5 separate regions of the Mus musculus genome follow, and regions 1, 3, 4 and 5 are each linked to region 2. The links are chromatin loops, found by intact Hi-C in ENCODE. Cell type or tissue: left cerebral cortex. All regions are shown on one strand. Region 1 has its middle 66 kb from the start of Gm39204. Region 2 holds the start of Zfp827 (zinc finger protein 827). Region 3 holds the start of Rbmxl1 (RNA binding motif protein, X-linked like-1). Region 4 overlaps Zfp827 (zinc finger protein 827). Region 5 overlaps Zfp827 (zinc finger protein 827).

Region 1 (5,000 bases), 90 kb after region 2:
ACCTGTGAGGAAAGCCGGGTATGGTTGTGTGCGGCTGTTGCCCCAGAGCTGTGAGGACGGGTGGCTGGGGCATGTTGCACACCAGCTTTGCTATGAGTTCAGTGAGAGACCCTGCCTCCGGTGACTAAGGCAAATTGTAAAAGAGGAAGAAATCAACCATAGTCATTTGCCAATCTCAGTCTCTACACACACATACCAGGAATGTGCACCCAAATTTTTGCATGAGTGCATGTATACACACATACATACATACATACATACATACATACATACATACATACACACATACACACATACACACACACACATACACACACACACACACACAGGAATAAAAGAAAACTTTTATTCCCACTCATGTGTTTTCTGTCTTATCAGAGCTGGTCAGTCACCAAGGACCTCTATGCTCCTGTGTCTCAGCCCCCTGTCTAACGTCTCAGTCAGCAGCTAATGATATTCTTCTTCATGTAATTGTCTCCTGATTTCCTCTCCACCTCTGCAGCCATTCCTTCTCCATCTCCTATGTAGTCTTCCAGAATCCCTGATTGTAACACATCTGTGTATCTCATGTCTCAATGCCCAGACTCTTCTTTCTATATATCTACAAACTCCTTCATCACATCAGTGTGTCATCACTTGTATCTGATGACTTCAAAGCCTGTATGCCCAGCTGAGATGGCTTGATTTTCTTAACTCAGTTATCCAGCTACCCACTTGAGTTCTCTCTGTAGATGTCTAATGAGCTATCTCAAAAGAAGATGCCCAGAATGAAGCCCATGCCCTCCCTACGGGCATCTCCATCTCATGTGCTCTCCTTTCCATTTACTCAGGGTAAAAACACTGCGTCATGTTGGGCGCTGCTCTTCCTGTGGCCTGTATCACCATCTCATGCCTGTGATCATCAGCGCATCCTGTTGGCTCCAACTTCAAAGCACAACCAGAAGTTGAATGCTTGTGGACACTTTTCCCACTCCTAACTGGAATCTCACTAGCTGGGAACAAGTGTGTTATGGCTTGCCTGGCTTACGGTAGTCACATACCACCTGGCCTTCATGCTTGCCTTTAAACAAGTCAGTCTGTCCTCGGTACAGGATGTGTGTCTGTTCACTGTGAATTGACATTTTTCTGCTCATGGTTCATTATTGTCTTAGCTTATTGAGGGTAAAAGCCAGAGCTTATAAAGACCCTCACTCGATGCTAATAGGATCTGGTCACCAATCACCTCTTGACGTCCAACACCTTCCTCCCCTTCTCTCCACAGCTTTATTGGGTCTTGTTACTCTACCAGGATGAGCCCACTCCTATAGGTTCTTTGCATTAAATCATCATGCTCCAGAGTGTTCTCTCAGTGAACAACCCCTTTACTTCTTGAAGTCTTTTTCATAGACACCATGGTAAGAGACAAAATAGCAATGCCTATAGAGATTGTGCCAGAGAATATGTCCAAGCTGCAATTCACCAGATGTCTAGACTGTTAGTCAAAGCTGTGGGTAGAAGTGATACATGAAAATGTGCGAAATCTCAACAAAGTTCCCTTCCATTTCTTTCAGGACGCTCATGGATGGTGTGTTCCACCTACATGACCCAATAACCCAAGAAAGGAAACTGCGCCTCTGACACCAAAGAGAGGCAGCGGGAAATTCCAGGGTGATCTTGCTGGGAAGTCCTGGGAAATGTCAGTAAGTCCAGGAAGAGAACACTGCAGAGGAAGACAGTGGCATAGAAGTCGCCGAATGCATCTGCTAATACTAAGGACACAGATCTGGTTTTGTAGGCTGGGGATAACATATGAGCATCATGTACAAAACCAGTAGTTTGCTTTCTGTGTAGGGAACAGAGCAGCCATAAAAGATATGGTAAACACAATCATAATGTCTTAATTGTCTCCTCTCTGCAGTACTTTCCCAGTTATAAGAATAGCTTAATCCAAAATCGTATTATAGCCATAGTAGGGGGATTTAAGAAGATATAGCAGCGAAGAACCATGCCATATTCACATAACACAGGGATACTGGCAGTAGATGGTTTGTATTGAACAATAGCAGAAGAGCCTGGAGAATGAGTGAGGCCCGAGTCCTGTTAACAGGTCATTCAAGAAAAAATTGTGCAGAGAAATATTTCAGGAAGATATATTTGGTAGCTGGGTGAAGGATGAGTGAGTCATGGAAAAGACTAGAATACTGTTTTATTTAAAGATATGATTTTAAAGGATCCGTGCTTTTGTGTGTGTGGTTTTTTTTTTTAACTATAAAATGGGGTCAAAGTTAGTTTCATGTCAGCCTGGAAGGTGGTCCTCCTGTGAAGCTGGATGCTCTCCCTGTCACCTTCTAACTGGGAGATGCTGAGCTGACAAATGAAGGAAGAAGAGGCAGACACAGGGTTTCCACTGGGCAGCAGCTTCTTCTTAGCCAAGACCCTTGGGAGACAACCAGCCACGGGTAATACCACACTCCACAAATTTTCATCTTCCTGTACTTGCAGCAAAATTTATTTTGTAAGTTAGATACAATAAGGGCTTTGCAGCATCAATTAAGAATAACAATAACAAAGAATAATTACAAGCATATGCTGTGATAACTTATTTAAATGTTAGGAATGTTTCACCTCTTGATTTTGTCACTTTCCCACTAAAGGTGGACTATCTGGTGACTGACTGAGACTGAACAGACAAAGCACAGTAGGGTGGGCGATTGTATACAGCCCTGGAAGTAGTCTAATGAAGTTCTTCCTGGATAATTTCACACTCTTCCCAAAGTCCATCTTCTGATATGCATCCACTGACTTTCCTTCTGTCTTTCCCATGTCCCCTCCATCACTGTCTGCATAATACCAAGGAAAGCCAGCTCCATAGCTGGACATTTTATTTCCTCTTCAAAGAAGCTACAGATAGAGATAGTGACAGGCCTCAGTGCAGTGTGCAGGATGTCCTCGGGGGAGTGTACAATGAGGTCATCCCTCCAGGGACTGTTCTCAGGCAATGATGCAATACAGCCTAACTGGTCACTGGACTCTTCTAATGGCCCGAAGGAGCTCTGGAGTTCCCCACTTCAGAGATAAGAGTTTTTTTCTGAGGTATACTTCCCTTTGAGCCTTTCCCTTTCACAGCTGTCAGACCTCCATTGTGACCTGAGGGTTTGACCCCTTTGTCTTCCCCAGGTCTTTGGTCCAATAATTATTTTACATTTTTAGTTCCCTCTGATACCCACTCCTCAGAATACTGAGCCGTCACAGTTAGAACCAGGATCTATCCAAGAAAACAGATATGAAGCAAGGTCTGGGGAACGATTCACTAGGTAACAAAAGGATCCCACCTGGAACAGGATGTGGGGCATAGAGGAAGCTGGTGGTCCATTTGCTAGAGCTCTCATCAGTGGTGATCTGGGAACTCAGACCCTAGGAGGGGAATGACAACCACTAGGACAACAGTCTTGAAGGATTTCTATGACTTGCAGAGGTATTATGAAAAAGGGCCACTAGATACTATGTCATAGTTTTTGTTGTTGTTGTTGTTGTTGTTTTTTTTTTTTTGGTTGTTGTTGCTATCATTAAGTATCCTGACAAAGGCAGCACACAGAAGGAAAGAAGGAAGGAGGGAGGAAGGGAGGAAGGGAAGGAAGGAAGGAAGGAAGGAAGGAAGGAAGGGAGAGAGGGAGGGAGGGAGGGAAGGAAGGAAGGAAGGGAAGGAAGGGAAGGAAGGGAAGAAAGGGAAGGAAGGGAAGGAAGGGAAGGAAGGGAAGGAAGGGAGGGTTGATAGAAGGGAGCAAGGGAGGAAGGGAGGGAGGGAAGGAAGAAAAAAGAAAGGAACAAAGGAAGGAAGAGAGGGAGAGAGGGAGGGAGGGAGAGAGGTTGGGAGGGAGGGAGGGAGAGAGGGAGGAAGGGAGGGAGGATGGACTAATGGAGAAAAGAAGGGCAGGAAGGAAGGAATGATGAATGGATGGAAGAAAGGAAAGAACAAAGGAAGGAAGAAAAGAAGGAAGGAAGGATAGAAGGAAGGGTGAGTTTGTGTTGGTTCCCAGTTGAAGTACAGTCCATCATAATGTGAAGCCAAGACAGAAGGAAAGTGAAGCAGCTGGTCACATTGCATCAGTAGTCAAGAGGAGAGTAATGAATCCTGACACTCTGCTCACATTCTTCTTTTTATACAGTCCAGGATCCCAGGGAATAGTGACACCCACAATGGGCATGTCTTCCCATCTCAATTAACCTAATCAAGATAACTGCCACTGGTACGTCTAATGGTCTGTCTCCCAGGTGATTCTAGACATCATCAGATGTGAACATTAACCACCACACTGCATGTGATGCCGTTTTGAAATTAGGCAGGTGGGACTAAAGAGGTGGTTTAGCAGTTAAGAGCATTGGCTGCTCTTACAGAGGACCTGGGTTCAGCTCCCTGTACACACATATTGGCTCACAACCACCCGTGACTCAGCTCTAGGGGATAAAATGCCCTCTTCTGGCTTCTGTGGGCATCCATGCACATTTGTTACATAGCAACACACACACACACACACACACACACACACACACACACACACACACACACACACTTTTTTTAAAAAACAGGGAAGAGACTTGAATAAATTCCTCAAAGAAGTATTTATGGCAAGAGCATCAAGAACATATAGAAACTCTAATTTGATGGTTAAGATGAACAATAGAAATGTCACTAAATCCTGACAAAGATATGTAACTATGGTAACTCCCATGGGTTGACAGTGAGGTGCAAACGTAGCTTCTTTGTTAATCAGTTTGCTTTGTAGTTGTTGGGACAGGGTCTCACTACACAGCCCACACTGCTCTCAGACTTTGTAGTTGTTGTTGGGACAGGGTCTCACTACACAGCCCACACTGGTCTCAGACTTGGGATCGTCCCCTAAGCTTCCAGTGTTTGCATTACAGCTAGCGGCTTTGCCAATTTCTAAAATAGAAAAGGCCACATTGGCGGATGTGTATATATGGCACAAGATGGACATGCGTTCTAAGGACAACTCAGAGAA
Region 2 (5,000 bases):
TGAAATTTGAAAGTGCTGATTAGCATGGGTTTATGGACATACAGACGCAGTAAGTGCATTAAAACGACCTTCCTGAACCCGTCCCTCTTAGCCTCATAACAATCGCAAACATAACAATGCTTGAAAGGTCCCACATCTGCCACACAGTCCTGGAATCTGCTTCCTCTTCTGAGGCTGGTAGACCTTCTTAAGTTACACTCTTTGAAATTCTGGTGAAGACAAGGGCCTGGGTCAGCTCAAAGGACCTTGAGGCCATTCTTTCAAACATGGCACTGGACTTTATTAATCAAAGAACTTTTGTGAAAGAGCCATCAACAGCAGTTGAGTCACATTTTAAGTCCCAAAATGAAAATAACTTCATTAAGCCAAGAAACAGAAGCCTTTATTTTGAATAATAATTTTTAAGCCTACCCCCCAAATATATCGGCTTAACATCCTTGGCTGAGTGGGACTTCCAAAAGTTACTACAGACCTTCTCTTTGATATGTAAATAGAAGGACCACTTCATCTTCCCAGGACATACCACTTTTTCTAGTACATCTGAGACGTCCCATGTAACATAAACATGACACACATGTGTGAGCACACACACATACTCCCTCCCCCACTTACTTTTGAGGCCCAGAAGAAAATGACTGTAGAATTTTAAATCAGAAACCCAAAGCTAAGGTTAGTAGTGTCAGGTTAAAGGCTCGCCCATCTCCAAAGCTAATTCGGTTCTGAACAGTCCCAGGGGTGTCTAGCAGAACAGAAGGAGCTAGGAAACCCTAGCAGGCAGGAGCCCAGCCTGGGGAATTGCTAGTACTCTGTGCCAGGAGCCAAGGCTCACCCCAGACTTGGTATCAGATAATACCAAGTGCTCGCCTGGATTTCCAGGACTAATCCACTCTAGGGTGGACTATCCAGGTTCCCTGGTGTCTGTACTGTAGGAAGACAGTGGGCTTTGCAGGCCCAGAATGTTCCTAGATAGTATTGTTTAATGTGAGAAGTAGACTCCACTCACAGAAAACATCTGTATGTGGTAACAGTGTGTGCTCTGAAATTCTTTAGCCCCATTGCTGGGAGTGCAAGGGCCAAGATTGCTGGCAGAAATGGAAAGGATTTCAACTGTTCTACAAATTCAAACAGTAAGTTTGTGTGTGTGTGTGTGTGTGTGTGTGTGTGTGTGCGTGCATGCACACTGCACTTCCTAATATTTACAGGTTCTATCAACTCTTAAATCAACACATCAATAGTGGCTTTAATAACTTTTTCATTTACTCAGAAAGGTCCTTTTGCCTTAAAAGCAATTTAAATTTCCCCAGTTTATTCACTAAACCACCTCTTTGCCTCACCTACAAAACAGACCGAGGGTTGGGGGGCAATTTTTAGGTTTGTCTCTGTATAACTTCTTTAAACTCCAAGATGGCTTCTAACAGGCACCTTTAATCCCAAGCCTCAACTGTGTTTTAACCTTGATACAGCATAGTTCTCCCAGGGAGGGAGCCCTTTTCCCAAACACAAAATAGTTCAGTATTGAAAACTAGGCCGTAGGTCTACAACTATACTCTGTATTAAATGGAAATGAACATTCATTTTTACCCAAATCGATATGCCTCATGTCTGTATATCATTCTCAAGTTTCTAGGATCATCACTGGGCTCTTAGCTGGCCCTGGGTTACTATGACTGACTTGGAAAATACACTATTTGCCCAGAAATTGCTCTTAGTCAAAATGTAAATTGCTTATAAAACATGTGTAAACCCCGCTTAGAAAAGGCAGCACACATGCACACATAAAAATTCATTCAATACAAAAAGAGGTGGAAACGCTTTACAAATTAAGGCTTCCCTTAAAAAGAAGGGGGGGGGAGGCTGGACCGTTTACTGTGCTTCCAAAAGTAAATTGCTTCTTACTTAGGGTAAAGTGGCTTAATATGACTGCAAGGGGAGGTGATTTTTTTTTTTTTTTTTGGAGTAGATAGCAGTATTCAATCTGAGAACCAGGAGAGAGCTCACTCTCAAAAAGAAAAAGAAAAAAAAAGAAAAGAAAAACTTCATCAACAGGCAGCAATCCGCGGGAGAGGCCCACCAGACACCGGAGCTAAAATGGAGCCTGAATTTCCTCTCAGACAGAGGGTAGTCGCAGGAGGTCAGGGTCAAGGTCACCGGCAGGGCAGGCTGCAGCTGCCCGACTGCACTGCACACCACGGGAGGGGCGGCGTTCCAGCCGTCTCAGCCGAAACTGATAAATCCCTTCTCTTCTCCCACCCTCCCTCTAACCCCGCCAACATTTTTTTTTAAGCAGGGGGAGAAGAGAAGAAAGGGAAATGACCAAGTAACCTCACCGCCCTGGTTTTCGCATACAAGCTCATCAGCTCCCAAAGTTGCCATCTAAGGGCAAGTTCGCAGAGAACACTGAAGCCCATTTTGTGCGAGCAGGGCAAGCCTCCCGCGGTGGCGCCCGCCCGGGACAGCAGCCCCCCCCCCCCCCCCCGCCTCGCTGCCCACGCGCGTCCGAGCAAGAGGGAAGCCCGGCCCGGCCATGTGCACGCACACTTCCACCAACTGCTGCGAGTTTTCTGTGAATCGCAGCGCGGAGCCTCCCGCCTCGCCCGCCCCGACTGCGCCTCCTTCTCCTCCTCGCACAAAATTTTCCTACACTCGCAGCCGCCTGCGAGTGATTTTATGTGCATATATATTACATATGTGATATTATCCTCAGAACCTCTAGCGGGCAGGCGAAGAAAGGACTGCACGGGGGCATTTTTTTTTTTCCTCCCTAAAGGAAGGGGAAAAAAAGCATAACCCTAGCCCTGTGCGTCGACTCCTTGCATACCGGGAAGGGGGAAGAAAAGAGGAATGTTTGCGGAGCAGACTGCCCGCGCGTGCCCTTGCTCGCCACTCCGGGTGCCACCGCGCCCGCCCGGGCCACAGCAGCCCTGCGGACCCCTCGCGTGGGCACCGCCGCGGAGATTTCGCGAAGGAGAGATCGATCGCGCTCGCCCGTCTGCGGCGGAAACACACACGCTCACACATAACCCGAGACACCATAACCTTAACCCTTCCCCCACCCTCCGTGAACTTCAGGTGACCGACCACGTCGGCCTGACACCCGCGCGGGCAGGCGCTCCGGCTCCGCTCCCGCCCCCAGCCCGGGTTTTGCAGGATCGGGCTCCGAGCAGCGCCAAGCCGCCCCGGAGAGGGGAGCTGAGCAGGGGGGGGGCGGGAGGGGGGAAGAGGAGAAACTGACCCTCCGTCTCCCCCGACCCCTCCCTCCGGCGCCTCCCGCGTCCCCTCCTCCCGCCACCCCGCCCCACGCCTTCTCCCCTGCCCCCTCTCCCCTGCATTCAAGGAGCCCGGCGGCCCCGGGGGGGATATTTTTAGTTGCTTCTTTCTCCTTCACTTTTAGCTTCAGCAGCATCTCGGAACACTCCGAGCGGAGAGCTTGTGGGGGGACGAGGGGGGAGCCCGAGAGGGAGTGGGGGAAAAGTTAAGAGTCTCGCAAAGAAAAGCGGGAGGGCGGCGCGGAGGGACCCGAGGCGCGGGTGGAGGAGGGGACGGGGACCCGGCCGCGCAGCCCGGCGCGAGTCTCCAGTTGGCGTGTGTGGCTAGGGCCAGGAGGGCTGGGATGCACTTTAGTCACGGACTCTGCTCGGGCTGGCGGGGCAGGGGGGTCTGCGAGCCCGCGTCGCCCCGGCTCTGTCTGCTCCGCCTGACCCCGCATTTTATTGCGGCCGGGAGCCCTGCTCCGCCCTCCCCTCGGCTCTGCAGGGACCTCGCGCGCCGCGCGCCGCCCTGGCTGCCTCGCCTCAGCCTCGGCGCGGCTCCCGCACCCCACATCCGCTCGGCTGCCCGGCCTCGCCCCCCGATCGGCCACCCGCGCCCCCCGGCGCCCCCACACCCTCCTCGACCGCCCCTGCCTTCCCCTCCGCCACCGCCTCCACCTCCGCCTCCAGCTCCAGCTGCCCGCGGCTCCGGGGCCGACCCACCCCGGCGCAACCTTTAGCCGGAGACCGACCTCTCCGGTCCCCAGCCCGGCGGGCGGCCGCGCGCCCTCGCCCCGACACCCCCAATCGCCATGTCACGGCCTCGGCCCTGCGCGCGCCCCAACCCCGCACCCTTGTGCACCGGGATCCACACGGAATTTCTTTTTTTTTTCCAAGATTGCAACCTCTCCCACCTCCCCCCACCCGCGACAAAAACCCGGCATCCACACTACTCCCCTCCTCCCTCCTCTCGCCCCCTCCCCCGCAAACCGGAGTGAGGAGGGGGAGGGAAAGGGGGGAAAAGCCCGATCCCAAGGAAAAAAAAGAGGGGGTCGAGAGAAAGAAAGAAAAAGAGAGAGAGAATAGAAAGGGCACGGGGCTGATCATCACCAACATGGCTGCCTCGGCATAGACCTAAACGAGGAGTAACCCGGGCTGTGTCTTTGTCAGTTTCACCTCTGTAACCCTAAACTAATGCAGAAAACAACGGCGGAGGCTGCGGAGGGGAAAGAGGAGAGGGAGGGCGAGAAAATGGCACGAGAGGAGGTGGAGAAGGGATGACTTACGTGAGGGAAGGCGCTTGGGCTGCTCCTGCTTCCTCCTGGGCATTTTCCCCCTTTTCTCACATTCTCCTCCTTGGTTAATGTGAGATCAAATAAACCCCCGTGGGGGCAGACAGGCAGACACTGGCAGGAGCGGGGAGGTAGTTGGGGGGCGGGCAGGGGGAAACCCCTTCTCTCCGGTGTGTGCAATGGGTTGAAGCTTGTTTCCTGGAGCCAGAAGAGGGGTTTTCTTCTTTCCTTTCTTTCTTTCTTTCTTTCTTTTTTTTTCCTTTTTTTTTTTTTTTTTTAATTTTTTGGTCGTGCACCTGGCTTGTCCCCGAGCGTAATATTCTTCAATGGAAACGGATCTAATAGGTGTGAGTGTGTGTGTGTCCTGTGCTCGCGTGTGATGGGAGGTATAAATAAATGAGCGCCGGTGCGGCGGTGTCTATGGCCGCGCGCTGTGTCTCCGAGCCCCTAACACTAATGT
Region 3 (5,000 bases), 520 kb after region 2:
ATTGATTTATTTGTTTGGGGGTTTCCAGACAGAGTTTCTCTGTGTAGCCCTGGCTGTCCTCTGTAGACCAGGCTGGCCTTGAACTCAGAGATCTGCCTCCTGGTGCTGAGATTAAAGCTGTGCACCACCCCCACGAAGAAAAAAAAAGCCTATAATACTACCATAAGGATTGTTGGAAAATGAAACAGTATTTCTAAGACACAATAGTGTAAAAAAGTTCAATAAGCAGAATCCAAGGGAACAACTGAGCTCACAGAGTCCATCTTGTATCTGCCAGAACAAGAAACTCTAGGGAACTGATTCACCATCAGCAACCTTCCTGTCCACTCAGCACTGGGGAAGGCAAGGGAAAAGGCATTTGGCAAACCCAGACATGCGGGGCTATAGGCCACACACGTCAGCAGGAACTCCATCTCAATGCTGAGCAGAGATCTAGCCTCACTGTAACCAGTACAGTGGAGCATCGTAAGTAGCCTCAAAGACAGGAGCATGTCACTTCTCCCAGCTCCAGGAACAAGAGATTCCCCCTTCATTTGACTGAACTCAAAATCCCAACTTAACAGTTTCCCAAAGGCTCACAGAAAGGTTGTTTCTAAAACTAACTGGTAACTATACATACTCTATGTTGCATTTAAATTTTAAAATATGTTAAATTTAAAGGGGAAAAAATTAAATATAGAAAGCTTTCCTATCGAAATCACTGTTTAAATAATTCAATCCAAACGATTCCAGAAGTTACTCTAAATGGAGAAATTAGGGCTGGGGAAAGAAAAAACACTATTCAGAGAGATCATCCATTCACTTCTGTAAGGTTTTAATAACAAGGTAAAATTTCAAATATCTACATGGGCACCTCCTACTTGGGAAAGACTGTGTGTTCTTCTGTCCTTATTTGGGTCCATTGCATGGTTGATATATTCGATCTGCCAATAAACCTGGAACCTAACTCATGAGGTCAAAAACATATGAACTGAAGAAACTCAATTAATATCTATGAAAAGCAGAACAAGGTTGTCTGAAGGTGGGGGAGAGGGTATAAAACGCCAGTGACACGTCCCATGTTCCCACCAGTGTCCACAGGTCACATTACAAAGCTCCTACTATTCAGAGATTGGAGCGGAGGTTTTAACCCATCCACACTTCCCTGCCAAAACATACAGTGTGCATAGTCTAACACAGTCTGCAACTGTTGGACGGCTGCTGTAGTAACGGCAGCCCAGCAGCACACGGAAGTAGTGTCCCGTAAGGAAAGAGTGCAACGTGTCAGTACAATTGGGAGTTTTAGTCAGCAACTAAGGCACACTAAAAATTGAAGTTTGGAGCAAGGGTATCCTTTTTTCCTTTTTCTCCTATCCGCCGCTCCCGCCAATAATCTCCCCCAAACCCCTTTCTCTCCAACAGACTTTTTTTTGGGGGGGGGGGGCGGCAAAAGGGAGGAGTCGGAAATAGACTGGATAATGAGGTCTATTCCAGGATAGATAAAGAACTCCTGGCAACCTATAGTCCCTTGGGATGGGATGCTACTAAGAACGAGAGGAGTAACTTTCAGTTTCTGTACCCTCACTCCGGCACTGAGCAGAAGTCATTGATTGCCCGCAGAAAAGGCAACCTGCACTCCCACTCCCCTGCCCCATTCCTAATTCCCTCCTGGGCTAGCAAGTGAGAAGAACCTGCTAAAAGCCCCCCTCTCTCCCGCTGCGAGACAGAGGGCTGTGCCGCAGCCAGGGCGGCCGCTCCTCCCGGGGACTCGCCGACGAGTTCAGAAGTGGGAGCCGGCGCGCTGCAGCCGGCGGAGGTGCGGCACTTACCCCCGTTCACTCCGACCGACGGCTCGAGCTTAGCGGCGCCGATCGCCACCACTATCCCGACCATGAACCATTCTTTCCTCGCCCTCTCCAGCAGCCTCATATTTGTTAGGGCGGGTGGGTTTTGTTTATTTGTTTGGCTGGCTTGCTTTCCAAACTGCGATCCCTAAATCCCCGGGGCGTCTCCACACTTTCCTCGATCCCTCCAGACATGCAGCAGAGCAAGTCAAATTGCCACTCGTAAACTAAAGACCGAGGGGTGGCTCGGGCGGCTCCGAGGCGGGCTGGGAGTAGTAGTACCCAGTGACAGGAAAGCCTCGCTGAGCGCCGCCATCACTACCACGCACCTCAGAATAGACGCGCCCACCCGCCGAGGACCAGGGCGCAGGGGACGTAAAACGGAGGCACACCAGGAGCACGCAAGTGAGACGAGTCACGGGCTGCACTAACAGGACCCGCCGCCGTGCATACACGGCCAAGCTTGGGGAGGCCCGCAGTGGGAGAGAGGGATGAGGCGCCCCAGACGCCCAGCCTCATCATGGGTGTCGCTGCAGTAAAGCTATATTGACGGCGGCCCGAGCCCCGAGACATGCCTTGCAGAGAGCGTCTCTCACTCTGCCCTGAGCCCGAGAGACCCGCGGCGTGCGCTGGGCCGGTACCGGGCTGCGCCGTGGCGGCGGCTGCGCGCGCCAATGCCTGCTATGTCTATGCGCGTATACTCGAGACATTACGGCGACGACCGACGTCGCGTTGACGTTGCGCGGGGGGAGGGGAAGCCATTCGCGGCCTCTGGTTCTCGGCGGGAGCGGCGGCGGCAGACGCGTGTGGCGACCGGCGCGGGAAAGCGGCTTCCTAGTTAGGGAAGCGTTAGCCCCGTGGGTAGGTTGAAAATCGGTGGCCGAGCAGACGTCCGGGACGGCAGGCCCCCCGCCTTCCCGCAGCGGCGGCGGCGGGAAGGCGGGGAAGGCGGGCTGGGCCTTCCCGCCAGGTCGGTGGCCTGCCCGGGCCTTTCTGCCCGACCGCCTCCGCGGCCAAAACCCGCCTCGGGAGTGGGGAGGACGGCCGGGATGGGGCAAATCTTCCCTGGGGGGCGGTGAGAGAGCGACCCAGGCTCCTCCCCACCCGTGTGCCGCGCGTGGGCGGGCGATTCCGGAGGCCGCGTGGTGCGGGCCTTTGCCTGACCCCGAACCACTAAAGCAACAGGACAACTGAGAGGGGGCCAGGAACTCAGAACAAAAGCAGTGAGGGCCAGATCCAGGGTGGAGGGTCTGATGTCCGCCCCCTCCCCCAACCCTCGGTTTCTTGCATTGCATTTTGGCGAATCTATGACATAGTTTCACGAATGGTCTTCCGAGCATCAACCCTTCCTCTTTATGCACCCAAAGAAAGAAAGGAACAAAGTATTGTGGGACATTTTGAAGCAGCCTGGTATCAGCTACTTGAATAGTTTACTATGGAACGTAACGTTCGAAAGGGATTGTACCAGACTTTCATTCTGAATGCATTCAAAGCTTGAAAGAGACTCGGCGTGCAATTTGCTCTATTTAACTTTATCTTGCTGACATGACTCGCTATCCAAAAACTAAGCTGCTTTAAGCAGTTGTGCTATCAGTTCTCAGTTGCACAGCCCCCACTGCTCGGTAATTACGCATCAGGCAGCATGAAGAAAAGCTAATCTCAAGATAAAAAGAACTTAATAGGGAGACATTAAACAATTTACCAGGCAAAAGAAGTACATGAAATGTGATAAAGGCTTATTATAAGACAGTCACAAGGTAAGTGGAGTTCTAGGAAGTAAAATTTATAACATAATTTTCTTCAGTAATTTTGCTTGGTTCAAAAGGAAAAAAAAATCTGCCTCAGTCATCGAATACTCAAAAGGTCATCACAGATAGTGCTGCTTAAGTAAGGCTGCTCACAGAGTCTTTCTAGAGATTTTGACCTGTTTAGAACAAAATCTTAATTCATAGAATATTTTAACCGTAGTTTTGTGAATTGTATTGTCAAGGACTGTATTAGTTTGCTAGGGCTGCTATAACAAATAGTCCCCTCCCCGAGTTAGCTATACTCAGACAATAGACATGTTGTTTTACTGTTGCAGAATAAGGAAATCCAAAATGGAGATATTGGAGGGCCATGTGTTCTAAAGGCTCTTTCCAGCTTCTTGTGGCTGTTAATATTCCCTGGCTTCCTTGATTTAGGTTCTGATGCTCCAGTCTCGACCTGGTTAGGCATCACATCTCCCTCCATATGTTTCAAGTGGCTGCTCTCTGCATCCTTGAGCATTCATTACCTTTTTTCTGTGTGTATCTTTAAAAGATACTTGTCCTTGGATTTAAAGCCTAACCAGATAGTCCAGAATAATGGGTCATATTCATTTAGATTAAGTTTATGAGCCTATATCCTTTCTCCAACTTAACTGGAGTACCATCCCCTGTAAAAGACACGTTTTCCCATGACCTCAGAAGGTGACTTGTAGAAATCAGATGTTGATAGGTATGAAAAGCTGCAGTTCTTCTGAATGTCATACAAAGGTGTGCAGGTGGAGTGTAAGCACCACGTAGGGTGGAGAGAGGAACTAGATTGAGATATCTATAAGCCAAAGTAGTCTAAGAATTACTGACAACCACTGGAAGCTAGGAGGGAGTCATGGTACAGATTTTTGTTAAGGCTTCTGATAGAAACTTACCTTCATACTTCGTGACTTCCTGAACTGTAAGAAAATCAATGTTTTATAACACACCTCCCACCCCCAGCCCTTTCGCAATGCATTGTTACAGCAGCCTGAGGAAACTAATACAATAATATTCACAGGTGCTCGTGTGCAGTAGTCCTAGTGGCTTTTCTGTTCTGTTCTGAGACCCAGCAGCTGTCACCGGTGAGCTACTTGGAAGGCCGATTTGGCGAGCTTGTAGGAGGAGCTTGAGACCTTCACGTCCCCTCCGACTCTCAGCTGGAAGGCAAGATGGTTGAAGCAGATCGCCCAGGAAAGCTCTTCATTGGTGGGCTTAATACAGAAACAAATGAGAAAGCCCTTGAAGCAGTATTTGGCAAGTATGGACGAATAGTGGAAATACTTTTGATGAAAGACCGGGAAACCAACAAATCAAGAGGATTTGCTTTTGTTACCTTCGAAAGCCCAGCAGATGCTAAAGATGCAGCTAGAGATATGAATGGAAAGTCCTTGGATGGAAA
Region 4 (5,000 bases), 110 kb before region 2:
CCATGTTCCCATGCCACTCTGACAGAAAGTGACAATGACCTTTATCTCATGATCATTAAGGATCCCTGATGTTACCTCAGTCGAAGATGCTCACAGCAAGTGAGAATGTCAGGTCTGGTTCTCAGGGAAGTCGCTTTAGAAATACTGGCAACAACCACGGCCAAGGCATTGGGAGGCTCTGTGCTTCTTCTGTGTCTGAGACAGCGGCAGCTGTGAGCTGCAGATACCATCTGCTGATGCCTAGTTAACTGTGCTATTCTCGACTGCTTCACAGTCCACACAGTTCCCACTAGCCTTACCTACTTTGCCCCACTCACGGCCCCAAATGCAGTCACACACGTGGAATTGGCCACGGGTCCCCTTGGCACAGCTCTCCACTAACACTGGGCCCTAGCTGCTAAGTTCTACCTCCTCCCAATACCATGAAGCTGAAAACCAAGCCTTCTGCACACACAGGTCGTTGAGGGAGTTTCAGATCCAACCTCAGCAGTTTATACTGATATACCACAGTCGCCTGTTGAAATATCGCTGTGTTTGCTGCAGGTACTAAGGATATGGTAGATTGCCACTGGCCATAGTGAGCCTCATTCGCCAACTGGGACTCTAAGAAAATCCAAAGGGCTGGCATAATCTTGCATTTGCTATGGAAATAAGTTTGCTAAGGAAATAAAAAGTTGAAATATTTCAAGTGTGGCATTCAAATGACCTAGAAGGAGGTTTCTAAGAACACCAAAGTTTTAAATGATACTCTGAGAAGTTACTTTGTACCTATCTACAAAACAAAGATGAAAAGGAAAGCCATCCCCACCCCTGCCTCCCCATCAGACATCCTCACCCCTGCCTCCCCATCAGACATCCTCACCTCTGCCTCCCCATCAGTCATCCTCACCTCTGCTTCCCCATCAGACATCCTCACCCCTGCCTCCCCATCAGACATCCTCACCCCTGCTTCCCCATCAGACATCCTCACCTCTGCTTCCCCATCAGACATCCTCACCCCTGCCTCCCCATCAGACATCCTCACCTCTGCCTCCCCATCAGACATCCTCACCCCTGCCTCCCCATCAGCCATCCTCACCTCTGCCTCCCCATCAGCCATCCTCACCCCTGCCTCCCCATCAGCCATCCTCACCCCTGCCTCCCCATCAGACATCCTCACCCCTGCCTCCCCATCAGACATCCTCACCTCTGCCTCCCCATCAGACATCCTCACCTCTGCTTCCCCATCAGCCATCCTCACCCCTGCCTCCCCATCAGACATCCTCACCCCTGCCTCCCCATCAGTCATTCTCACCCCTGCCTCCCCTCAGCCACCCTCATCCCTCCTTCTCCTCAGCCATCCTCACCCCTGCCTCCCCATCAGACATCCTCACCCCTGCCTCCCCATCAGATATCTCTTTCCTGGCCTCCCCATTTCTGCACAGCTACCTGCAATCTCTTTGCCACCCTTTTGATTGCAAAACTGACCACTTTCCCAGATCAGTCAACTTTCTGGCCCTGCCTCCCTTGCCTCTATCCAAGCTCTCACTAAGTGATGCCATCCTGGGACTGCAAAAGCTCTCCCTGTGAAGCAACTTTGGGAAATCCCATCTTCTCCGGTGATTCAGCATTTTGCTGCTCAAATGCCGCCCACGGTTTTCTAGAGGCAGCACCCACAACTCACTCTAGACCTGTTAAGATTCTCAAGTGAAGTATCAGTCTCTGTGTTCCCAGCACTGGATTTACTGGGCCCAGGTATGGACTGAAAGATCTGTGTGATACCCTTGGGTCCAGATGCATTCTGAGACTCGCACCTTTTCTGCTTTCCAGCTGGTGAGGTGGTGCACGTCACCGTGTAAAGCAGGGTCCGACAGCAGCATGGGGGCAGGGCTTGATTACCTAATATTCCAGTAACAAACACACAAACCTCCTCCTTGTCATACACCATTAGATTCTCACTTAACTTAATGGGAGACAACTTAAAAATAGTTCATTCGAGGGGCTGGAGAGATGGCTCAGTAGTTAAGAGCATTGGCTGCTCTTCCAGAGGACCCTGGCTCAATTCTCAGCACCCACATGGCACTTCCCAACGGTCTATAACTCTAGCTCCAAGGGATCCAATACCCTCATACAGATATACATGCAGGTCAAAGACCAATGTGCATAGAATAAAATGCGATGATTAAAATAGTTCATTCAAAGACACTGGTTGGTCATTATGATTGCTATCTCCTATTTTCAACTTGACTGGACTACGAACCCTCTTCAGAGGCAATGAGATGAGCCCGTGGGAAAGGGCTCTGCTGCCAAGCTTGCTGACCTGGTTTGACCCCTGCGACCTGAATGCTGAAAAACAGAACTGACTCTTGTGGGCCGCCTTCTGACTTCCATATGTGCTGGGACACTTGGGAACACGTGGGCATTAGTAAGGTAGCCTCTGGGTGTGTCTACCAGGCTTTTCTACGGAGCGTTGGCTGAGGAGGCGATGCCCACCTTCAATGTAGGCGCAGCCTCTCAAGGTTGAACTGAGAAAAGGAGGAAAGCTGATGCTTCAGACCAAGCGCCTCCTAGCTCCCGCCTTCTGCTCCACAATGGCTGTCCCATCTGAACCATGAGCCAAACCCTCCTGTAAACTGCTTCTTGTCAGGTATTTGGTAGAAGCAAAGAGATCCTTGAGGCTTCTGTGTCTTGGAGCCATATGAAGGGACCAGGGAGCAGGTACAGGGATATAGTGCCCATTTGCACAGTGTAGACGTGAAGCAAGAGTGTTTGCCCTCAGAGTCTCTACACTGCAAACTTTGGTCTTCTCTAGTGAGGGGGTCGCTGGGGCTCTCCTGACAGTGCTGTCTTTGGTTGAGGATCACATGTCCACAGTGGTGTTTTAAATCTTCTCATTTCACTTCCGTTTCCAGAGAACTTCCACACCAAAAACCCAAGTCTACCTTTCTTCATTTACTTAGGTAACTGTGAACACATCAGGATCCTTTGGTTTCTAACTGCCTAGAGAGGGCTCTCTGTTCAACAACAGGTTGATTGCTCTTTACGAGGGTCGATTTGCAGGTTTAAAATCCCAGTGATGTTCACTCCATCTCCCTCCAAATAAGATCTAGCTTTAAAGTGTGAGTTTATATGACATGTAACGCAAAGCTATCACCACGGAAAGCTTCCACGCACAGTGCACATTTAAACATCCACAGGTTTGGCTCCTCCAAACCCCTCCAAGCAGACTTAAACACAGCTAAGTCAGATGTGACGCCTGCAACACAGGGTTTATATATACATCATGGGACACTGGCGGTACGGGTCACAGCACTCTGGCAGGCAATTCCTAGGCAGTTATTTTGACATTAGAAAGTCACAATCCATCAACTTAACAGCGGGGCAATAATTTGGGGGACCGGGATAACAGCTCTTCAAATGACACAGTAGGGAGCAAGCAGCGGCTCCAAGAGGCCCTGCCTGAGAAGAGAGATAGAAAACTAGGCAGAATCTCCTCAGCCCCTAGAACCGATCATGACATCATGTCTTCTTGCTGACCATATTTCCTCCCGGGGCTGAACAGAAATGCCCTCCCACAGAGCCAAAGAAAATGGCTAGACTCTGGTTGGCTGTGTGGAGACAAGAGATGGCTCTGCCTAACACTTCTAGGTTGAGAAAGACAGACTTCCGCTCTGCAGGGCACACACTGTGATGCCCACAGCGGCTTCAGAAGAAGCCACTGAACTTTTCAACACGGCAAGTTACTCCGCTCTCAATATTCTGTGAAACAGAGCTCCTGGGGGTTGTGGGCTGTCCTTAGACTAGATTCCAGAAAGAGTTCCAGGGCCAGGAACCCTGATTGAAACCCTTCCTACATACACACATGCACACGCGCACATGCACACAGAGCCTCAGCCCCCATTCTGCTCTCAGGCTCAAACGCATGAGAATGGGTTCCATCAAGTGCTTTTGAATGTCCGTCAACATCCAGGAGAGAAGGTGCGACGGCAGAGCAGGTAATCGGTTCTCAAATGCCCCATAATAATTGTGAACACACACATATCACACACACACACACACACACACACACACACACACACACACACACACACCCTCAGGGACAGGTGTGCCTTCCTAAAATACTGACAAAACATAAGACACATTCTTTTCAGGTTATACCTTCTGCGTGAATGTGTGTGTGTGTGTGTGTGTGTGTGTGTGTGTGTGTGTGTGTGTGTACATGCATGTATGTGTAGGCCAGAACTCAACACTGAGTGTCGTCTCCAGCTGTTCTCCACCTTAGTTTTTGACACAGGGTCTTTCATGGACCTGAAGCTGCACTTGGGTAGGTTGGCTGCTCAGCAAGCCCCAGGGGTCCTCTGTCTTTTCTTGCAGTCCTGGGACTACAGGTGAGCACTGTGGCTCAGAATATGTGAGAGCTGGCATCCGACTCAGGTCCTCGTGACCGTGCATCAAGAATTTTACTGACTGAGCCATCTCCCTGCCCTTATTCTCTGTGTTAAAGAAAAAGAAATTCACTACATGGACAAAATGTCAGCAAGGAAGGGATAAACAGATCTTAAAACAAAGACAAAGGGGTTACCATAGTCTGCATTTTATTGTAATGCACTTTTGTGGCGGTTTCAACGGCATCTCTCCCTTGGCTCTGAAACCCACCCTGGTAGGAATGGCTGCAGTGTCTAAGCCACGAGCATCTGAAGACACACATTTCAGAAAAGCTGTTCTCAAGCACCCAGTGGTGGAAGCAAAGGCAGCAGTGTGTCCTTACCTGGAGCAGACACTCTTCCGTGCAGCACAGATTCACCAGGCAGCAGATCTTTTGAATTGGAGGTGAATGGTGATTGTCTAAATGTGTCTTCTGAAAAGAAAGGGCTGGGGTAGGGGAAGAGAGGTGATGGTTAGTAAATTAAAGTTACTTAAGACACCCAGAGCACCTGGCTCCAAACACATGGACACGCACGCACACACGCGCACAAATACACACTCTCTACTGCATTTAGTTGTGTTTTTTTTTTCAAGTT
Region 5 (5,000 bases), 97 kb before region 2:
GCAGGCAAGTAGGATCACACCCAGCTTCGATGTTCAGGCTGGAACCCGGGACATCACGCGTACTCAGCAAGTCATTCACCGGCGGAGCCAGGTAAATCAGGCATGCTCCGCAAGTCATCCACCGGCGGAACCGTGCACATCACTCATGCTCGGCAAGTAGTCCACTGGCGGAACCGTACACATTGAGTTCTCAACTGCATTTCATGGTTACTGCAATCTTCTCCTTAGGGAGTGCATATTTTGTTATCCTTAACTATCACATTCTTTAATTTATTTGTTAACAGTTTAGAATAAGAGATGATTAGTATAAATAAATATATGCATACACATAAACATATGTTGTGTATGTTTGTTTTCTAACATATTTATGAGTGATGGAACATGAAAAAATAACCTTAAATGAAAGACAACATGGGTTTAGTGGAACTGAGGAACCCGTTGTCTTCTTAGGACCTCAGACAGGAGGACCCCTCCTCTTGAGAGAGCTCACCTATGTAGTCACTAATAAAAGAACCCTGGGTGGCAGCCAAGAGAAATTAGGGAGAAAAACATCCAAGATTTAGTGCTGAGTTTCCACCCTGACATTATGAGACTGAGAATATTTTTTATTCAAACCTAAAATGTACGTAATAAACAGAGATGTCTTGTGAGCTCAGAACAGGGTCTGGGACCTGTCACCTATCATGCTGGATACACTTTCAAAAACAGAGACTGAAGAAAGCAAAACGTGAGCTAATCTCTACATTGGCAAAGGTCAGCTGGGCATTTGCCTAAAGCCTGAGGCTGGCGCTGCATGGTGGGGGCTCCAGTCCCGTGGGTGACAGGAGCCACGGCACACTGTCATCTCATTCCCGGCACAGGCACCTGGGCATGGTCTGCTTCTGCTTTTGGAGGTGAGGAAGGAGCTATGAGTACCCCATTCTCCTGTTTCATAAACATGGTGGCTTCTGGCAGGGGCGGGTCATCTAACAACAGAACCTTGGAAACAATGAAGAACTAATGGCGTTGCTCATTTTATAAGATGTGAAATGGCATGGTGGCAGTATCCTTATTTTTTTTTAAAGAGACATAGTTCTGAAAACCAGGGAGTGGAGCAAGTGAGATAGCTCAGCGGGGAGAGACAGTTGGAGTTCAATGCTTGGAGTCCACATGGCATAAAGTGAGAACTGCTGCCTGAAAGTTGTCCTTTGACCTCCACATGACACAACTGCACACACACACACACACACACACACACACACACACACACGTTACTCACTCACAAATTAATGAATTAATGAATGAATGAATTAATTAATTAATTAAAATGGCGAATGCAGGCCTTTCCGAGTTTCACATAATCTTGGCCTGCCTCTGTCTCTCTGTCTTGTTCTTCAGTTCCTGGTTGTACAGGAGCCTTAATCTTAGCAAGTCAGTTTGGCAATTTATAGCAAAGGCCTGAAAAATGTTAATGCTTTCTTTTCCTGTCTGTGCACACATATAGGCATGTGAAAGCCAGGAGGTGACTTTCGGTGTCTTCCTCCATTGTTCTCATATATATATATATATATATATATATATATATATGAGGCAGCTAGCCCTCTGAATCTACACTTGGAGTTGCAGCAAGTGCCAGGAGTCCACTTGTCTCCCCAACACTAGAGTTGCAGATGGGCATTGCTTTTAGGGTGCTCCAAGCTTAAGTCATCAAGGAGGTGTGACAGGCAAGTCTCCCACAGCTCTCCTCCTTTAGCTCAGTGCCTTAGTCACTTCATCTCCACACCATTTGTAACATTAGTTACATTGGTAACAATGTGGAAGAGGCGGGCTTACAGCTCTCCTCCTTTAGCTCAGTGCCTTAGTCACTTCATCTCCACACCATTTGTAACATTAGTTACATTGGTAACAATGTGAAAGAGGCGGGCTTCTGGGTAGTCAATCATGGTAGTTACGTAAGTTATGACATACGGAAATGCTGAATGATGCTAGACAAGTCTTAAAAGAAACAGGCTGAGTTACACCAAGGAACTCAAACCTGCTGTAGAACATGGTCTAGGTTAATTGAGGGTGTAAAGCTGTATGTATGGTAGGATCTTGTTTTTATAAGAAAATATGCATACATAAAAATAAATTCTGCAAATATACCCGTTACCAACTTAGAAGTGGGCTCTCTGGGTAGAAGGCTTATCAGTGATGGGGATTATTTAAGTGTATATTCTATATACTTCAAAAGTTGGTTATCTTCAAAACTTCTCACTAAAACTCTGTGGTTTGACTGTTTAGATCATTTACTTTTAAAAAGACTTGGCCTTTCAAAACATGAATATGGAGGAACAGTTGTAACAAACAAACCAACCAACCCAAGCAGTCAGAAACAGAAACAACCTGGCAACACTGTAACCTTCAGCACAGGTTTCCTAAGTCTACACACTATGCAAGGAAGGGAGGCTGCAGAAAAAAAAATGGAGGATAGAAAAGCCGGACATTTCAGGGAGAAAAACAGCTCTCTCTCTCTCTCTCTCTCTCTCTCTCTCTCTCTCTCTCTCTCTCTCTCTCTCACACACACACACACACACACACACACACACACACACACACACACAGTGGTTTCCACTTTGAATTGTACAGTGGCATCTATTTCTGGTCTTCTTAAAGGCAGGCCGATACACAGAACCTAATCCCAAGGTTTAGGGTCCAGGTTCCGGGCTGAGCTTCAACATTCAGCCACAAAAAGCCAAGAAACTTCCCAGGGCAGGAAGCACAATGCAGGCCTTGTCAGGGCCGCTGAAGTGAAGAGGCCAGATCAGGGCAACCCAAGCCACCACAGACCAAGGAAGGGAACCTAGCACACCCGGATGCATGAAATGTCAGCTCCTAGACGACCAGGTCTCCAGGGAGAATGTGACTTCACACACAAACTAGGACAAGGGGCTTTCTGTGGAAGGCCACCCAGGGGGGCGCTGTCCTCTCTGCAATGGTGCAAGCATATCCATGCAGCACGAATGCCCCTGTGGTCTGCTGTCATTCGAGAGCTGTCCCACTGTGAAAGGTCACCTTCTGCCTATTTGTTGAATGTGTAGTCTGGGGAAGATCCAGAGAAAACCCCAGACAAGAGCAGGGCTGTGGCCAGCACCCAAACTGCACTGCCTTTTGGTTCCACCACTGGTTACAGCGCTTGTCACAGACTCTGGCTAACCAACCCCTCAAAGAGTCTTCAGCCAGCCAGGAGGAAGAACACACTGGTGCATGGGAAATGAAGAAAAGAGACCAGGGGCCTCTTCAGACCCTGAAAGGAACTCTAAAGCTGCCCCTTCAGAGACACACAATGAGCCCCCCCACATACACACACACACACACACACACACACACACACACACACACACACACACCCTGATTACTGCACAAAGAATTTCAAGAGGTTCAGGTATCCATAATAAAACTATTTTCAAGAATCAATTTCAATTTCTTTTGACAGATGAAGGTTTAAAGATAACTTGATGAAGTATTGCATTGGAAAGACTCTCAAGTCAGTGTGTGTCCAAGGCTGCAGCAGGTATCCTCGTAGGCTGTGCACAGCTCAGAAGCATCATGTTAGAGGCTGGGGGATGACAGAAAATCTAAATATTTCTTAGGACAGTATGCTGAAAGGTGACAGAGTATACAGGAAGAATAGCTTCAAAATTCGTGGAAATAACCATGTGACCCCCTCAACAAGCTTGGTATCACTAAGAAATAAAAATGAATTAGAGTGTCTTAATTAATTAGGAATCCATAAAATTAATACCGATGCAATATTAAATGTTCCGCTGTTCTCTGTGTATTTAATTTGAATGTCACAAAATATGAACAGTAAATAGGATATAAAGAGAGAGATTCAAAAATCAGCAATTTCATTTGCTGTTTCCTGTTTCTCTAATTGCTTCTGTCTCACTCAGTGTCCCCGTGTAATTTTTCACTCCTAAAGTAATAACACCATCATTCTCTTAGATTCTCCAAAGAAGTGAGAGGGGAAATAGCACGAGCGGGGGCAGCACATGATGCTGTTTAGCAATCTGCGAAATTTCTATTACTAAGTCATAAATATTTAAGGGCATGCATCTAAGCTGCCACGCAGGAAAATTCTATATTGGACACTATCAAGTGAATGTGCCTTTTTAGTAAACAACATTTTCTGCCATTATCTAAATCATAGAAAAATAGCCTACATTTCAGATTTGGAAAATTGGGCAAATTAAATGTTGGTCTGCATGGCACGATACGAGTCTGTCTCTCCCTGGTTTCTACTTTCTGTCCAGGAATGGATAAGAGGCTGATCCGGGCAAACATGGAGCTCTTTTTGGAATGAAGTGAGGCATGTGTGTGCAGTCCTGACGTCTAGGCCTGCAACCTGACCTTGCCTCTACAGACACTGGATTATTAATGGGAGAAGAGGGAATACAGGATAAGACAGGTTCTTGGAAGCCATTGTTCAAAGTTCGTGGTGTTACACAAAGCTGGACTTGTCCAGCTCACCTGCTGGGAGCTACGGCTGCTTACTCTAGGGTTCCATTTGCCTACTTCCAGCTTACACAGCACCTGGCCAGCTGGGGGCATGGAGGAAGATTCAGTTCTTCTTTTTATTACTAAACCTTGAAATCTAGTGTGTTTTCATCTAGCAAATGACCATAATGGCTGGTTATCTGCTCCCTGTGGAAAGCAGGCCTGTGCTGGTAAAGGAAATATAAAAAAATAAAAAGGATTTATTCAACTCATCCATAGTCTGTCCTTCCGCTCTCCTGAGTCTGGCAAGGACTCTCTCCTCGGTGCCTGTCAGGAAGACACCATTAGGCACACCCAGGACACGCTCTCAAAGGACACCACAGGCTTCTTTACACATGAGCTTTCCAGACTCTTAAGGTTAACCGTGTGAAAGGATGGTGGTTTTAGAATTTGCAGGCTGCATTCAGTGCACATGCCCTTCTAAGGACCCAGACAAGGGCAGAGGGGCAAGGGCAAGGCAGAACCGCATGATCTAATCTTGC

What was found. Peaks named below come from ENCODE experiments on the same cell type or tissue, not always from the same donor. Only the 100,000 strongest peaks of a DNase experiment are listed, where the experiment ranks them.
Region 1: a loop joins it to region 2, with 7 times the contacts of the local background. A loop is called at or near these places in 3 of 42 quality-filtered maps.
Region 3: a loop joins it to region 2, with 5 times the contacts of the local background. A loop is called at or near these places in 3 of 42 quality-filtered maps.
Region 4: it touches region 2 in a loop (4-fold over the local background); 3 of 42 quality-filtered maps call a loop at or near these places.
Region 5: it touches region 2 in a loop (2.1-fold over the local background); 3 of 42 quality-filtered maps call a loop at or near these places.

Annotation. Positions count from the first base shown.
Region 1 is chr8:78,938,242-78,943,241 of GRCm38, reverse strand. No RefSeq gene overlaps it. Among named protein-coding and RNA genes, the nearest start is that of Gm39204, 66 kb to the left of the region's middle. In left cerebral cortex, no CTCF peak of the experiment used is centred here; DNase peaks (open chromatin) are centred at 1,089, 1,489 and 2,176; H3K27ac peaks cover 1,770 bases.
Region 2 is chr8:79,028,264-79,033,263 of GRCm38, reverse strand. Zfp827 (zinc finger protein 827) reads right to left here and starts at 4,827. Exons shown (of 15, transcript NM_178267.3): 1 at 4,535-4,827. The coding sequence starts at 4,577. In left cerebral cortex, CTCF peaks have their summits at 2,070 and 2,720; DNase peaks (open chromatin) are centred at 3,026, 3,524, 4,101, 4,415 and 2 more places; H3K4me3 peaks cover 3,036 bases; H3K27ac peaks cover 2,993 bases.
Region 3 is chr8:78,506,483-78,511,482 of GRCm38, reverse strand. Rbmxl1 (RNA binding motif protein, X-linked like-1) reads left to right here and starts at 2,555. Exons shown (of 2, transcript NM_001252089.1): 1 at 2,555-2,684; 2 at 4,666-5,000. The coding sequence starts at 4,771. Slc10a7 (solute carrier family 10 (sodium/bile acid cotransporter family), member 7) reads right to left here and starts at 2,155. Exons shown (of 12, transcript NM_029736.2): 1 at 1,809-2,155. The coding sequence starts at 1,908. In left cerebral cortex, a CTCF peak has its summit at 2,277; DNase peaks (open chromatin) are centred at 2,158, 2,529, 2,985, 3,289 and 1 more place; H3K4me3 peaks cover 2,830 bases; H3K27ac peaks cover 1,624 bases.
Region 4 is chr8:79,136,411-79,141,410 of GRCm38, reverse strand. It overlaps Zfp827 (zinc finger protein 827), which reads right to left. Exons shown (of 15, transcript NM_178267.3): 8 at 4,748-4,851. Among named protein-coding and RNA genes, the nearest start is that of Gm30271, 63 kb to the left of the region's middle. In left cerebral cortex, no CTCF peak of the experiment used is centred here; DNase peaks (open chromatin) are centred at 252, 1,618 and 2,354; H3K27ac peaks cover 795 bases.
Region 5 is chr8:79,125,513-79,130,512 of GRCm38, reverse strand. All of the region lies in intron 7 of Zfp827 (zinc finger protein 827), which reads right to left. Among named protein-coding and RNA genes, the nearest start is that of Gm30271, 74 kb to the left of the region's middle. In left cerebral cortex, a CTCF peak has its summit at 2,920; a DNase peak (open chromatin) is centred at 1,767.